Regions from separate parts of the Homo sapiens genome. Here region 1 is linked to region 2. Evidence: read pairs that join two places in POLR2A ChIA-PET (ENCODE). Cell type or tissue: Panc1. All regions are shown on one strand. Each heading gives the region's core, and the rest is flanking DNA. Links, peaks and the distances in the headings are about the cores only.

The links. ChIA-PET counts read pairs that join two places held together with the same protein. Peaks named below come from ENCODE experiments on the same cell type or tissue, not always from the same donor. Only the 100,000 strongest peaks of a DNase experiment are listed, where the experiment ranks them.
Region 1: POLR2A ChIA-PET joins it to region 2 with 5 read pairs; 8 of 35 experiments call an interaction of 5 or more read pairs at or near these places.

The regions. Positions count from the first base shown.
Region 1 is chr22:40,473,171-40,480,720 of GRCh38, reverse strand. The region is part of intron 3 of MRTFA (myocardin related transcription factor A); the gene reads left to right. Among named protein-coding and RNA genes, the nearest start is that of MRTFA-AS1, 45 kb to the left of the region's middle. In Panc1, for the core only: no CTCF peak of the experiment used is centred there; no DNase peak of the experiment used is centred there; H3K27ac peaks cover 1,051 bases.
Region 2 is chr22:40,614,945-40,622,494 of GRCh38, reverse strand. The region is part of intron 1 of MRTFA (myocardin related transcription factor A); the gene reads left to right. Among named protein-coding and RNA genes, the nearest start is that of MRTFA, 18 kb to the left of the region's middle. RefSeq lists a silencer at 376-670. In Panc1, for the core only: no CTCF peak of the experiment used is centred there; no DNase peak of the experiment used is centred there.

The DNA of each region.
Region 1 (7,550 bases), core at 2,080-6,079, 140 kb after region 2:
CTCCCACCTTGGCCTCCCAAAGTGCAGGGATTACAGGTGCGAACCATCATGCCCAGCCTGAATAACCTTTAGATGTGACCACCGTTATCCTGTTAAAATCTCGATTCCTTTTGGAATTAGAACATAAGCATTGTTTTCAGTCTCCAGAGTTCTACTGTGTCATATACTCTACATGTTCCATACTATTCACTGAAATCACCTGGATTTTCCCCTAGTTAGTAAGTATGTAGATCACTTTTTTCCATCCATATCAGCATGTCATGCTGATAACACTATCAATATAGTGTCATTTTAAAACAGAGGAGTGGGGGTGCAGTGTTTCATCATGACTGTAATCCCAGGAATTTGGGAGGCCAAGGTAGGAGGATAACTGGAGGCCAGGAATTCAAGGCCAGCCTGGGCAACAATGCAGGACCCCATCTTGACAAAACATAAAAAAAAAAAAATAAACATACAGAGAACTGGTGTGTTTTATGAGAAAAGAGAGGTGATTGAAGATTCAGGCTATACATTCAGACAGAGCTGGGTTCCAATTTCTGCTCTACCTTTTACTTTATGACCTTGAGCAAGTTGCTTAATCGGTCTAAACCTCAATTTCCTCATCTACAAAATGGTATGACAGTTGTATCGTCTGCATAGCTTTGTTGTGAGAAATAAGATGATGCATGCATGTTTACACCATTTTATAAGTTATTACACAATATAGAGACCTTTCACTTGCATATTTTAATAACTTAAGTTAGATTTTCATAAGCTTATTCTTTGAAAGTTACCTGGTTAGATGTGTAAGTTGCCCAGGTTTACCAGCCCAGGAACCTACTTCATTAATCAAGAGCCTTCATCCTTGACAGTATTCAGATTAAATAGAAGATATCTATTATATTTTGGTATTATAAGAGTATTCCTTATCAGAAATGTTTGAGACTACAGGTGTTTTGCATTTTGGATTTCTTTCAGATTTTGGAATATTTGCATTATATATTTGCTGGTTGAACATCCATATCTGAAATCTGACATGCTCCATTGAGCATTTCCTTTGAGCACCATGTTGATTTACAGGAATCATTTATAGGAATTGATAATTTCTTTCTCTCCAAGAGATGGCAGCATTTCAGTTTGAAAAACCTGACATTTGTTGTGTTTCATAATTGATTCATCAATTTTTCTAAAGCTAGGGCAAATCCATGTTTTTTATTTTATTTTATTTTTTTAGGAGCAGAGGTTTAATAGGCAGAAGAAAGGGAAAGGAAAACAGCTCTCTCTCGTGAGAAAGAGGGGACTTGCGAGAGGAAAGGCCGGCCAGCAGCAGCGGATGCCCCAGATTTTATAGTTGGGTGTGAGGAGGTGGTGTCTGATTTACATAGGGCTCACAGATTGATTTGATCAGGTGTGATGTTTACATAGTGAGTGGGGAAGGCTGGTTGCCCCACCCTAATCTTATTATGCAAATGCATTCTCCCCTTAGCTGGCGCCATCTTGTCTGCTCCTTACTGTATATGTGGCTGGCAGAGAAGGGAAGGTGGAGGCTTCATTTTGAACATGATTAGTTCCAGGTAGTTCTTTCCTGCTGGCATTCACCTGTGCAAGCGCTCAGCTTGCTTATCTATTTCAGCAGCTCAACTTTACAGGCTGCTCTTTGTTAGAAAATGATTTGGGGCTGCTTTTCATTAAAAAGGAAAACCTTACTGAGGACTTCCATACCCTCCCTATCTGCCTAAGTAATTTCTTAACTCCTGTATCATTCACTCCTCTGGAATGGTAATGCTAACTGCTGTTAGGGGGTGTTGGACAACTCTTTCTGGCTCCTTCCTGCTGAAAAGGGGCATTGTGTGTGGAACAGCAGCTAGGGCTCCTCCTGGGGTCAATCTAAGGGTCTTCAGATGAAAGGTGTGTCCATGTGTGGTTCGGTGTACAGCACCATTTGGAGTTTGATTGCTGTCGGAGCCATTCCGATGGGTTGTAACACTGGTTTGCCTCCACCAGATGTTGCATGTTGTAACAATGAATGTTGTACCTTGGTATCCCAGACGAGGTCCCCAGTATGAAGTGGCTGTGTTGTCTGGGGTAAATACTTGAGATTCGTCGTCTCACGCCAAGAAAATTTAGGACATGGACACGTACGAGGAGTTTAGGAGTGGAGGTTTCATAGGCAAAAGAAAGAGAAGGAAAGAGAAAGGAAAACAGTTTGCTCTCTAGTGAGAGAGAGGGGACTTCCAAGAGGAAAAGGCCCTCCGTGGGTTTTGAAAATAAACTTTATTTGGAATGATTTTAGACTTAGAAGAAAGTTACAAAGATAGTACGGAGAGTTCCTGTGTATCCTTGATCCAGTTGCCCCTAATGTTAGCATCTTACATAACTATGGTACATTTGTCAAAACTGAGAGATGAACATTAGTACATTACTGTTAAGTAAACTCCAAACTTCATTTGGATTTCATTCGTTTTCCCACTAATGTCGTTTTTCAGTTCCCAGATCCAATCTAGGATACCACATTGCATTTAATCATAAGATTTGTAGATGGTTGGTCAATAGACTCCCAAGGAGAATTTACTTTCCTTTCTTCACCTCCACTTCCTCCTTTTTATCTTAACTTTGGATCTGAATCTCAAGAATTTCAGCAGCTCGTTTCTCTGGCAAAAGATAAATGGACCTTTCTGGATCCTTTAACAACTATTTTGGTATTGATAGCTTAGAATTTCAGGAGCATGCTTTTTTTGAACACTCAACTGTATATTTGATTTTAATAATGAATGGGTACTGATTCTTCTGCCTCTCTCTGAAGCTTGCTCTTTATAATTACCAGAGCCTGCTTCACTGACTACATGTTCCTAAACTGCCTTCCAAAGAAAAATAGTTCCCTTTCTTTTTGTTTCCCCTTTCCTTTTTCATTCCTTTCCCTCCTCTCCTTCCCCTTTCCTTTACCCTTCCTTTCATCTCTCCGCATCCCCCACCCCCAACCCCCACCAAGAACAACTTGGGATGTGATTTAAATAAGCGTGGCTTGATATAAGATCATTTTACCTTGCAGAATAAATTATCTTGTTGGAGGTGTGGTACCAGATTACTTACAGTTTTTACTTTGCCCTAGGGAAAATCTGATGTAAAAGCCTCTAATGAAACATATGTAATCTGTATTATAATTTTACAAATCACTTTTCATGTACATTGTGGTCTTTTGAGTTTCAAAGGGTATATGGATTAGTTTTCAAAATTGAATTATAGTGAGAAAATTGAGGAAAAAAAGATAAAGTTACTTGATTAGGTAGCAACAGAGCTAGGATTGGGACCTCTGTGTTCTGATTCTTTCTCTGATGTCTTTTGGTCTCCCCTTAGAGGTCATTTCTTTTTTTTATTATTATTATTTTTATTTTGAGACCGAGTCTCACTCTGTCACCCAGGCTGGAGGGCAGTGGCGTGATCTCGGCTCACTGCAACCTCTGCCTCCTGGGTTCAAGCTATTCTCCTGCCTCACCCTCCCGAGTAGCTGGGATTACAAGTGCCCGCCACCATGCCCGGCTATTTTTTTTTTTTTTTTTTTTTTTTTTGTATTTTTAGTAGAGACAGGGTTTCACCATGTTGGCCAGGCTGGCCTAGACCTCCTGACCTCACGTGATCTGCCTGCCTTGGCCTCCCAAAGTGCTGGGATTACAGGCATGAGCCACCGCACCTGGCCAGAGGTCATTTCTGTAGGTGTATTGCATTTATTTGGAACTAATATATAAAACCAACCCCACATTCAGTGCTGTTAACCCTTTACCCAGAAATCAGTTGAGTTGACAGTAAACCCTTTCTGGTTAAGGATAGGGCTAATTATAAAATACATTGGGCCTTTACAATGCTTTTGTTTATATTAAAAACAAGCCAGAGAGATGTTTTTGGCACAGTGTACACTGTGCTTACCCATTCAGGCTGGTTTCACAAGTTGAAGGAAGAAAATTATCATGAAAAGGACAAGAGAAACTTAGTGTTTAGGCTGCGCGGTGGTTCATATCTGTACTCCAGCACTTTGGGAGGCCGCGGTGGGTGGATCATTTGAGCCCAGGAGTTCAAGACTAGCCTGGGCAACAGGCGAAACCCTGTCTGTACAAAAAATTAGCCATTTGTGGTGGTGCGTGCCTGTGGTCCCAGCTACTGAAGAAGCTGAGGCAAGAGGATCAATTGCTTGAGCCCAGGAAGTTGAGGCTGCAGTGAGCCAAGATTGCACCACTGCTCTCCAGCCTGGGTGACAGAGCAAGATCCTATCTCAAAAAACAAAAAAGAAAAGAAACATGTTTAGAAATAACATTATATGTAAGAAGCAGGAGAGGAAACAATTCCATTGGATGCTGTAGGACAGGGTAGGGCTCAAGAACCAGAAAGCAAGAGAGGTAATCAAACCAAGTTAGGGAACACAGAGACATCTGTCTTCTCTTTCGTATCTTTTTAGGCTGTATCAGGACAGACTCGTGGGCGCATATTAGTAGGGGCCCAGAGGAGTCTTACTTTTGGGGAATGTTATCAGGAAATAGCTTGAAACTTTAATACCAACTGATCATGAAGATAAAATACTTTCAAGACCCCCCCCCTTTTTTTTTTTTGAGACGGAGTCTTGCTCTGTCGCCCAGGTTGGAGTGCAGTGGCGCGATCTCAGCTCACTGCAAGCTCCGCCTCCCGGGTTCATGCCATTCTTCTGCCTCAGCCTCCCGAGTAGCTGGGACTACAGGCACCCGCCACCACGCCTGGCTCATTTTTTGTATTTTTAGTAGAGACAGGGTTTCACCATATTAGCCAGGATGGTCTCAATCTCCTGACCTCGTGATCCACCCGCCTCGGCCTCCCGAAGTGCTGGGAATACAGGCGTGAGCCACCGTGCCTGGCCGAGACGCCATTTTTATGTACCCTAGTGCTATCTTGCATAGAAAAGATCTTGTTTCTCTTTTTCTCTGACTTCCAGTGTTGGGCAGTACCATCTTTCTGCTCTTATGATAACTGAAAAATACATAACTATTTTAATTGTTGTTTTAAAGAAACAAGCAATTCTTTTTATTTTTAATGTACACATGTGTCTCACACAAAAGGCCACATAAGACTTGAATTTGCCAGTAGTAGGGCATGCCCACTCTTGGCATGTGTGCTAGCTAATGTTACACTTGTCTAGATGTTAGTGTCTTTCTTAAAACATTGTAATTATTCACTTTTTTTTTTCAGACGGAGTCTGGCACTGTTGCCCAGGCTGGAGTGCAGGGGCACAATTTCGGCTCACTGCAACCTCCGCCTCCCAGATTCAAGCCATTCTCCTGCCACAGCCTCCCTGGTAGCTGGGATTACAAGCATGCACCACCATGCCTGGCTAATTTTTCTATTTTAATTGAGATGGGATTTCACCATGTTGGCCAGGCTGGTCTCGAACTCCTGACCTCAGGTGATCCGCCCACCTCAGCCTCCCAGCATGCTGAGATTACAGACGTGAACCACCACCTTAGATGGCTTTTGTATCTTAAAGACAGGGCCAGTTATTAGAGATACAAATCTGTGTAAGACATGGTTCTCATTCTCACAGAACTCCTAGCTCTAATGGATTCAAAGTGAATAATTACAATGTTGGCTGGGCGCAGTGGCTCACACCTGTAATCCCAGCACGTTGGGAGGCCAAGGCAGGCGGATCACCTGAAATCAGGAGTTCTAGACCAGCCTGGCCAACATGGTGAAACTTCGTCTCTACTAAAAATACAAAAATTAGTCAGGCGTGGTGGCACACACCTGTAGTCCCAGCTACTCGGATGGCTGAGGCAGGAGAATAGCTTGAACCTGGGAGGCGGAGGCTGCATTGAGCCAAAATCATGCCACTGCACTCCAGCCTGGGTGACAGAGCAAGATTCCATCTCAGGAAAGAAAGAAAAAAAAGCCATTTGAATACATGAATTGAATTATGGGAACAATCAAATCAGTTAAGATATAGTGTCTGTTTTCTTTGGAAATACTCTTCACACAAATTAGAACTTACTTTATGTATGTTTCCCTCATGAAACTGTAAACTCACTGAAGGTGGGGCCTTCAGTCACTACTGTATCCCCAGCAACAAACAGAGAGTATCTGGCATACAGTAGGCCCTCATATTTCTTGAATGAATGCAAGGAAAGAGAGGTTGGGACAAGGAGCTAAGGAAGAACTGAATAAGGCATGGATGTGAGGTAAGTATATGTGCTGACCAACTAGTACATGAACTCTAGAGCATCCAAGCAAGTGAGAGTAAAGTGAGTAAATGACACTGTGTGCCTTAACTTACTTGTTTTTATGACTTCCCCTGAAATCTCTACTTTTCAAAGAGTTTTAGCATCGTAAACAATTGACTGTATATTAATATAAAGAGCAATGTGAAAAGTTTATTATCATATAACATTAAAGAAGGAAATACTGGAGAGTTCAGGGCTCTCTCATATCCTTTTTTCTTTTTCTGTAAAATATTGATCACAACTTGAATTTATTTGTTTGTTGTCATTGATTTGATCTCTGTTGTCCCACTGGACTGAAAGCTTTATGTGAGCAGAGATCATAGGTGTATCTAGTACCTAGCACAGGACCTAACACAATAGTATTATGTTGGTGCAAAAATAATTGCAGCTTTTGCCATTAAAAGCAATGACAAAAGCCTCAATTACTTTTGTGCCAACCTATAGTTGTTTAGTAAATACTTGTTAGGTGAGTGAATAGAGAAGATCTCTCTCCACACCCTGATTCCCAATCCTTATATTGGTAGTGATGCTGGAAAGTAACCCAGGCAGCAGAACTTGAGTAGCACCTGCTTCTGGGGACACCCTTCACCTACTTTTAATCATGCATTCTAAGAATGAAACTGGTGAGTGTTCTGAACAGCCTTTGGTTCTAATTGGTAGGCCATGTGGTTTTACAATTTGGATGCCACTAAATGATTTTTCAGGCATATAGGATAAATATAATGTAAAATACACCAGTAAAATAGGTATAATTCACTGTTGCAAAGATGGGTATTCTAATTATCTGCATGCTGAGCTTCACTTAAGGCTAGCACCCAACCTGTTCCTTCTCTGACCTTCCTGGTAAAACACATTCCCTAGTTTGAAGCTAAAAGTATTGGTGTCTGTTGCTGAATTAAGTTGCATTTGCTTATTTTTTCTGGGACTGGTGCCTGAAAATTAGAGAAAAAATATACCAATTATTAGCAGATCAAGCTTTAGGAATTTATAGGAGGCTATGAACTTAGAGTAAGGAAATACCATCCGAAACTACTTTTAACAGTTAATATTGGCTGGGTACAGTGGCTCACACCTGTAATCCCAGCACTTTGGGAGGCCGAAGTGGGAGGATTAACTGAGCCCAGGAGTTCGATACCAGTCTGGGCAACAGTGAGACCTCATCTCTACAAAAAAATTTAAAAATTAGCTGGGTGTGGTGGTACAAGTCTATAATCCCAGCTACTCAGGCGGCTGAGGTGGGAGGATTGTTTGAGCCTGGTGGGTCAAGGCTGCGGTGAGCCGTGATCATACCACTGCACTTCAGCCTGGACAACAGAGTGAGAACCTGTCTCAAATAAA
Region 2 (7,550 bases), core at 1,696-5,695:
TCTTTTTTTTTTTGAGATGGGAGTCTCGCTCTGTCACCCAGGCTGGAGTGTAGTGGCACCATCTCGGCTCACTGCAACCTCTGCCTCCCAGGTTTAAGTGATTCTCCTGCCTCAGCCTCCCGAGTAGCTGGGATTACAGGAGGCCACCATCATACCTGGCTAATTTTTATACTTTTTAGTAGAGGCGGGGTTTCACCATCTTGGCCGGGCTGGTCTTGAACTCCTGACCTCGTGATCTACCTGCCTCAGCCTCCCAAAGTGCTGGGATTACAGGCGTGAGCCACCGCGCCCGGCCCCAAAATTCTTAATTTAATCATGCCTGCAAAGACTCCTAGCCCTTTTTGCTGTAAAAGGTAACATTCACAGATTCCCGGTATTAGGCTATGGATATCTTTTGGGCCATTTTTCAGCCTATCATAGTCTCTTCTCTGCTCGTCTGTTCCACAGGCAAAATACACCCATCTCATTCCAACATCCCCAAAAGTCTCAACCCATTGCAACATCAACTCAAGCCCGAGATCTCTTCTGTCACCAACTCTGAAGTTTAAAGTCTCATTATCTAAATCATCTGTTATCTGTTCCCAAAATACACTGGTCAGACATGTATAGTGTAACAGTTATAGATAATTCCGGTTTCAGAAGGGAGAAAATGCAAGGAATAAATGGGTTACTGGTACTAAGTAATTTCAAAATCCAGCAGGGAAAATTTTTATTATGTTTCAAAGCCTGTGAGTAATTTTCTTTTACTCGAGACTCTGCCCTCTGAGTCTCTGGCTCTAGCTTCTGCTTTCATAGTTATCCTTCCTTTTTCTTGAAGAGAAGCATATATTTGCAACTGAGTAGAGTTTTTGCCCACGGTGTTTAAAAATTGTGTTAAAATTTACCATCGTAACCATTTTTAAGTGTACTGTCCAGTGGTGTTAAGTACATTCATATTGTGAAACCATCACCGCCGTTCATCTCCAGAACTCTTTTTATCTTGCAAAACTGAAGCTCTATACCCATTAAACAATGACTCCCTGTTCTCCTCTCCCCAGCCCCTGTGAACCACCATTCCCTTTTCTGTCTCTATGGTTTTGATTACTCTTAAGTACTTCATACAAGTGGAACCATACAATATTTGTCTTTTGTGACTAGCTTATGTCACTTAGTATAATGTCCTCAAGAGTCATCCATGTTGTAGCATGTATCAGAATTTTCTTTCTTTTTACGGCTGAAAGAGTAAAGAGTATTTTTATTAGCCTGATTGCTGCATGTAGAATTTTGGTAGTCCAACATCTTTCAGTCTTCTTCTTCTTTTTTTTTTTTTTTTAAAGACAGAGTCTCGCTCTGTCACCCAGGCTGGAGTGCAGTGACACAATCATGGCTCAATGCAGCCTCCATCTCCTGGGGCTCAAGCAATTCTCCTGCCTCAGCCTCCTGAGTAGCTGGGGCTACAGGCATGCACCACCAGACTTGGCTCATTTTTTGTATTTTTTGTAGGGATGGTCTCATTTTGTTGCCCAGGCTGGTCTTGAACTCCTGGGCTCAAGCTATCCTCCTGCTTTGGCCTCTCAAAGTGCTGGGATTACAGACGTGAGCTACCACATCCAGCCAACAGCCTTCCTTTATTTCATTCTTTATTTGTCCTTTCAGTCCAAGTTGACAGTGTTTCTGCTGATATAACATTGTTAGAAACCTTGTGGGTCTCCTATGTATATTTTGGGGGTTCTTGTCATTAGACAAGAGGGTTCTCTATAGAGCTTTTCTGGATAATCCCATCTCCATTCCTACCTTCTGCTTATGGTTGGCTGAAGGAATTCATGAGTCACACTCCTGATCCCTTCAGCATGACTAAGAGGTTGTCCTGCAACATGCTTGACTTTCTCTCCACAGCATGCTTTTCTTAACAGTGAATTTCCTAATTTTAACATATTTTGTTGGCTGGGTGCAGTGGCTCATACCTGTAATCCCAGCACTTTGGGAAGCCAAGCCAGGTGGATCACCTGAGGTCAGGAGTTCAAAACCACCCTGGCCAATATGGTGAAACCCTGTCTCTACTAAAAATACAAAAAAAAAAAAAAAAAAAAAAGACTGCATGTTGTGGCTCACGCCTGTAATCCCAGCACTTTGGGAGGTTGAGACGGGTGTATCACCTGAGGTCGGGAGTTCGAGACCAGCCTGACCAACATAGAGAAACCCCATCTCTACTAAAAATACAAAATTAGCCAGGCGTGGTAATGCATGCCTGTAATCCCAGCTACTCGGGAGGCTGAGTAGGAGAATCACTTGAACCTAGGAGGTGGAGGTTGTGGTGAGCTGAGATCGCACCATTGCACTCCAGCATGGACAACAAGAGCAAAACTCTGTCTCAAAAAAAAAAAAAAAAAATTAGCTGGGTGTGGTGGTATGCGTCTGTAGTCCCAGCTACTCAGGAGGCTGAGGTGGGAGAATTGCTTGAACCTGGGAGACGGAGGCTGCATTGAGCCAAGATCACGCCACTGCACTCCAGCCTGGGAGACAGTGAGACTCTGTCTCCAAAAATAAATAAATCTTTTGTGATCCAGGTAAGCTGAGAATTTCCCAAATCATCAAGTACTGATTTCTTTTTTTTTTTTTTTTTTTTGAGACGGAGTTTCGCTCTGTTGCCCAGGCTGGAGTGCAGTGGTGTGATCTCGGCTCACTGCAAGCTCCACCTCCCAGGTTTGCACCATTCTTCTGCCTCAGCCTCCTGAATAGCTGGGACTACAGGCTCCTGCCACCACGCCCAGCTAATTTTTTTGTACTTTTAGTAGAGACGGGGTTTCACTGTGTTAGCCAGGATGGTCTCGATCTCCTGACCTCGTGATCCGCCCGTCTCGGCCTCCCAAAGTGCTGGGGTTACAGGTGTGAGCCACCGCACCCGGCCAATTTCTTTTTGTTTAACATTTCTCCTATTAATTTTTCCTCTTATGTTTTACTGCAAATAACAAGAAGAAACCAGGCTGTACCTTCAGTATGTTGCTTGGGAATCTAAATTTCCAAATTCCTTGCTTAAAAATTCTGCTTTCCATACAACTGTTGGACACAATTTAGCTAACCTTTCTGCTACTGTAAAACGAGGATCGTCTTTCTGTTAGTTTCCAATAACGTGTTCCTCATTTCCTTCTGAGTGCTTGTCAAGAGTACCTTTAACATTCATATTTTTACCAACATTCTGTTTATAAAAGTATATGTACTCTATACAACAACACAGATTTTCTCTACTTTAGTTTTCACTTCCTGTGAGCCACCACACTCAGCCCTTAAAGCCTTTCAGTGGATTGAATCAGGCCCATCCAGATTATCTAGGACAGCCTCCTTTATTTAAAGCCAAGTGATTATGAATGTTAGTTACATCTACAAAATACTTTCACAGCAACACTTCAGATTAATGTTTGGTTGAATAATTGGGGACTGTAGCTTAGTCAAGCTGACACATAAAACTGACCATCACACCATCATTATTATTTCTTGCCTGGATTATTGATATATATATATATATTTTTAATTATTATTATTTTTATTTTTATTTTTGAGAAGGAGTCTTGCTGTGTCACCCAGGCTGGAGTGCAGTGGCGCAGTCTTGGCTCACTGAAACCTCTGCCTCCTGAGTTCGAGATTCTCCCACCCCAGCCACCTAAATAGCTGGGATTACAGGCGTGAGCCACCACACCCAGCTAATTTTTGTATTTTTAGTAGAGACTGGTTTCGCTGTGTTAGCCAGGCTGGTCTTGAATTCCTGACCTCAAGTGATCTGCCTGCCTTGGCTTCCCAAAGTGCTGGAATTAAAGGCGTGAGCCACCATGCCCGGCCTGCAATATCTTCTTTTGAAGTGCATTCTCTGCTTCTGCCCTTGATTTCTTATTATCTGTTCTCCAGTTATTAATAGTAGCTAAAGTCTGTTTCAAGATCTGCCACTCCTCCCTTTGCTTACTCTGTGGCAACCCCATTGGTTTCCCTGCTTTTCCTGCATCTGCCAGGTCTTTGTGCTTGCTGTTCCCTCTACCCGAAATACTCTCTCCCTTCGCATGGTTTACTTCCTCACTTTTTTCAGATGTTTGCTCAGATGTCTCCTTATCAGAGAGGTTACCATATATAAAAAAGTGGCCAGGCCTGGTGGCTCATGCCTGTAATCCCAGCACTTTGGGAGGCCGAGGCGAGTGGGTCACGAGGTCAGGAGATTGAGACCACCCTGGCTAACACGGTGAAACCCCATCTCTACTAAAAAAAAAAAAAAAAAAAAATACAAAAAATTAGCCAGGCGTGGTGGCGGGCACCTGTAGTCCCAGCTACTCGGGAGGCTGAGGCAGGAGAATGGCGTGAACCCAGGAGGTGGAGCTTGCAGTGAGCCGAGATTGTGCCAGTGTGCTCCAGCCTGGGCAACAGAGCGAGACTCCGTCTCAAAAAAAAAAAACAAAAAACAACCTTACTCCTCAATCCCTGGCATTCCCTACTCCCCTTATCCTGCTTCACTTTTCTCCAGAAGACTTATTACCACTTGACATTCATCTGTTTGTTGTCCGTCTCTTCCCACTAGATGATCGTCTGTACAAGGGCAGGGACTTTGTCAATTTCTGTATCCTCAACACCAACAGTACTTGGCATGTAGTAGGTGTTAATAAGTACTTTTTGAATAAATGAATGAATGAATGAATTGAATTCTTATTTTACCTCTCAAGTGGCATTTGACATAGTTGATTTTTTGTAGGACATTATTCTCCTAATGGCTAGGCCATTCTTTCTTTCTTTTTTTTTCTTTTTTTTTTTTGAGACAGAGTCTTGCTCTGTCGCCCAGGCTGGAGTGCAGTGGTGAGATCTCGGCTCACTGCAAGCTCCGCCTCCCGGGTTCATGCCATTCTCCTGCCTCAGCCTCCCGAGTAGCTGGGACTACAGGCGCCCGCCACCACGCCTGGCTAATTTTTTGTATTTTTTAGTAGAAACGGGGTTTCACCGTGTTAGCCAGGATGGTCTCGATCTCCTGACCTTGTGATCCACCGGCCTCGGCCTCCCAAAGTGCTGGCATTACAGGCGTGAGCCACCGCGCCTGGCTAGGCCATTCTTTCTACCACACCTGCCATTTTTTGTCTCTTTTGCTAGCTCCTTTTCAATTTGGCCTCCGTTTGTGAGATTTTCTCAAGACTCAGCCTTAAATCCTTTTGTTTTCTCTCTCTGTAGGAGACCTCATCCAGTCCCATAGCTTTAAATAACATTTACATGACAATGATTCCCAAATGTGTATCTTCATCATTTTGCCTGTCTGCCTCCCTGCCCGCCCTCCCTCCCTCCCTCCCTCCCTCCCTCCCTCCCTCCTTCCCTCCTTCCCTCCTTCCCTCCTTCCTTCCTTCCTTCCTTCTCTCGTCTCTCTCTTTCTTTCGTCTTGCTTTTCTTTTCTGGGGTAGAGGCTCACTCTGTTATCCAAGCTGGAGTGCAGTGATGCCAGCTCAGGTCACTGCAACCTATGCCCCTGGAGCTCAAGCAATCCTCCCACCTTGGCCTCCCAAGTAGCTGGGGTTACAGGTGTGCACCACCATGCCCAGATAATTTTTGTATTTTTTTGTAGAATATTTTTTGTTTCACCATGTTGCCCAGGCTGGGCTCGAACTGCTGGGTTTAAGTGATCCGCCTGCTTCAGCCTTCCAAAAGTGCTGGGATTACAGACGTGAGCCACTGTGCTCAGCTACTCCATCTTTTTTGAATGTTAGTCACTTTCTATCTCCATTGGGATGGCTCACAGACATCTCAAATTTACATTCCAAAGTGAACTCTTAATCCTCATTTCCTACTGCTAAAGTTGCTCTGGCTCCAACGTTCCCCATTTCTGTAAATGGCACTTGTGTCTACCTTGTTAACATAAGTCAGAAACCTGAAGGGGAATCTTTGGCATCTCCCTTTTCCTCCTCACGTCCATTCCATTATCCATTTCTGTTGATAATCACTCCATAAATATTACCTCATTTGTCACCTTCTTATCTCTGCCACTAAAACTACTCTAGCTAGTCTAAGCCACCCTATTTCCAGTTAAACCAATTAAATAAATGCTTAATTGGTTTTCTTCCGTCCGTCATTCTCTCTAACTCCCTTCAGTCAATTCTCCACACTGAAGCCAGAGTTTTAAAATGCATATCTAATCATACCATGCTCTTTCCTCTTCCCTCAAGCCTTTTGCTCTCTGTAGGCTCCAAGCAGGTGCCTTAAATGAATGGTATTGGGTATATCATGGGTTTTAATAAAGAGTGGTAGGAACTGTGGCAAATTGAAGAGTACATGCTCTAAGGTATCCACTTGTTAGTTCTAGTATATTGTTGGCATGAAGGAGTGTAGACTTTGAATTGCTGATCTTCTGATTTCTTTTCAAAAAGAAGCCAGAAGTCTGGAATTTTTAAATTGTGAATTTTCTTTATTTTAAAATGTTGATGAACAATTTAAATTTTAAAAATGTGTATACTTAGGGATAAATCTGATAAAAATAATGAAATAATAAACTTAATGAAATAATTAAATGAAAATATTGGCCGGGTGCAGTGGCTCACGCCTGTAATCCCAGCACTTTGGGAGGCCGAGGCGGGCAGATCACTTGAGGTTAGGAGTTCAAGACCAGCCTGGCCCACGTGGCGAAACCCCATCTCTACTAAAAATACAACAATTAGCTGGGCATGGTGGTGGCCATCTGTAATTCCAGCTACTCGGGAGGCTGAGGCAGGAGAATCACTTGAACTGAGGAGACAGAGGTTGCAGTGAGCTGAGATTATGCCATTGTACTCCAGCCTGGGTGACAGAACCCTGTCTCAAAAGAGAAAAAAAAAAAAAAGAAAAGAAAATATAGGACCTTTTACACTGAAAATTATAAAACATTGCCAAGAGAAGTTAAAGAAGACCTAAATAAGTGGAGATATACCATCTGCATGATTTGAAAGACCCAATATTGTTAAGCTGTCCAGTCTTCCCCAAATAATCTAAAGATTGTGTCTTCCCCAAAATCTCAGCAGGACTTTTTGGGGAGAAATTGACTTTCTGAATCTAAAATTCACATGGAAATACAAGGGACCTATAATAGCCAAAACAATTTACAAGAGGAAGAACAAACAAAATTACTTGATTTCAAAACTTGTTATAAAGCAAGAGTAATCAAGACAATGCAGTATTTACCAGTCATTGGAACACCATAAAGAGTCCAGAAATAGATACATACATATATAGTCAATTGATTTTCAGCAATAGCGCAAACATAATTCAGAAGGGGAAAGTATAGTCTTTTTAACAGCTATTGCTGGAACAAGTGGATATTTGTATGTAAAGAAATGAACCTCAATCCCAGTCTCATATGATACATAAAAATTAATTTGAAATGGTTTGTAGACCTAAACATACAAACTAAAAGCATAAAACTTATAGGAGAAATCATGGGACTAAATCTTTGAGACCTTGACATAGGCAGATTTTTTTTTTTCTAGCACGTGTAAGGAGCACTCACCATAAAAGTAAAAATTGATAAATTGCACTTTATTAAAATTAAAGCCTTCTGTTCTTTAGAAGACACCATAAGAAACTAA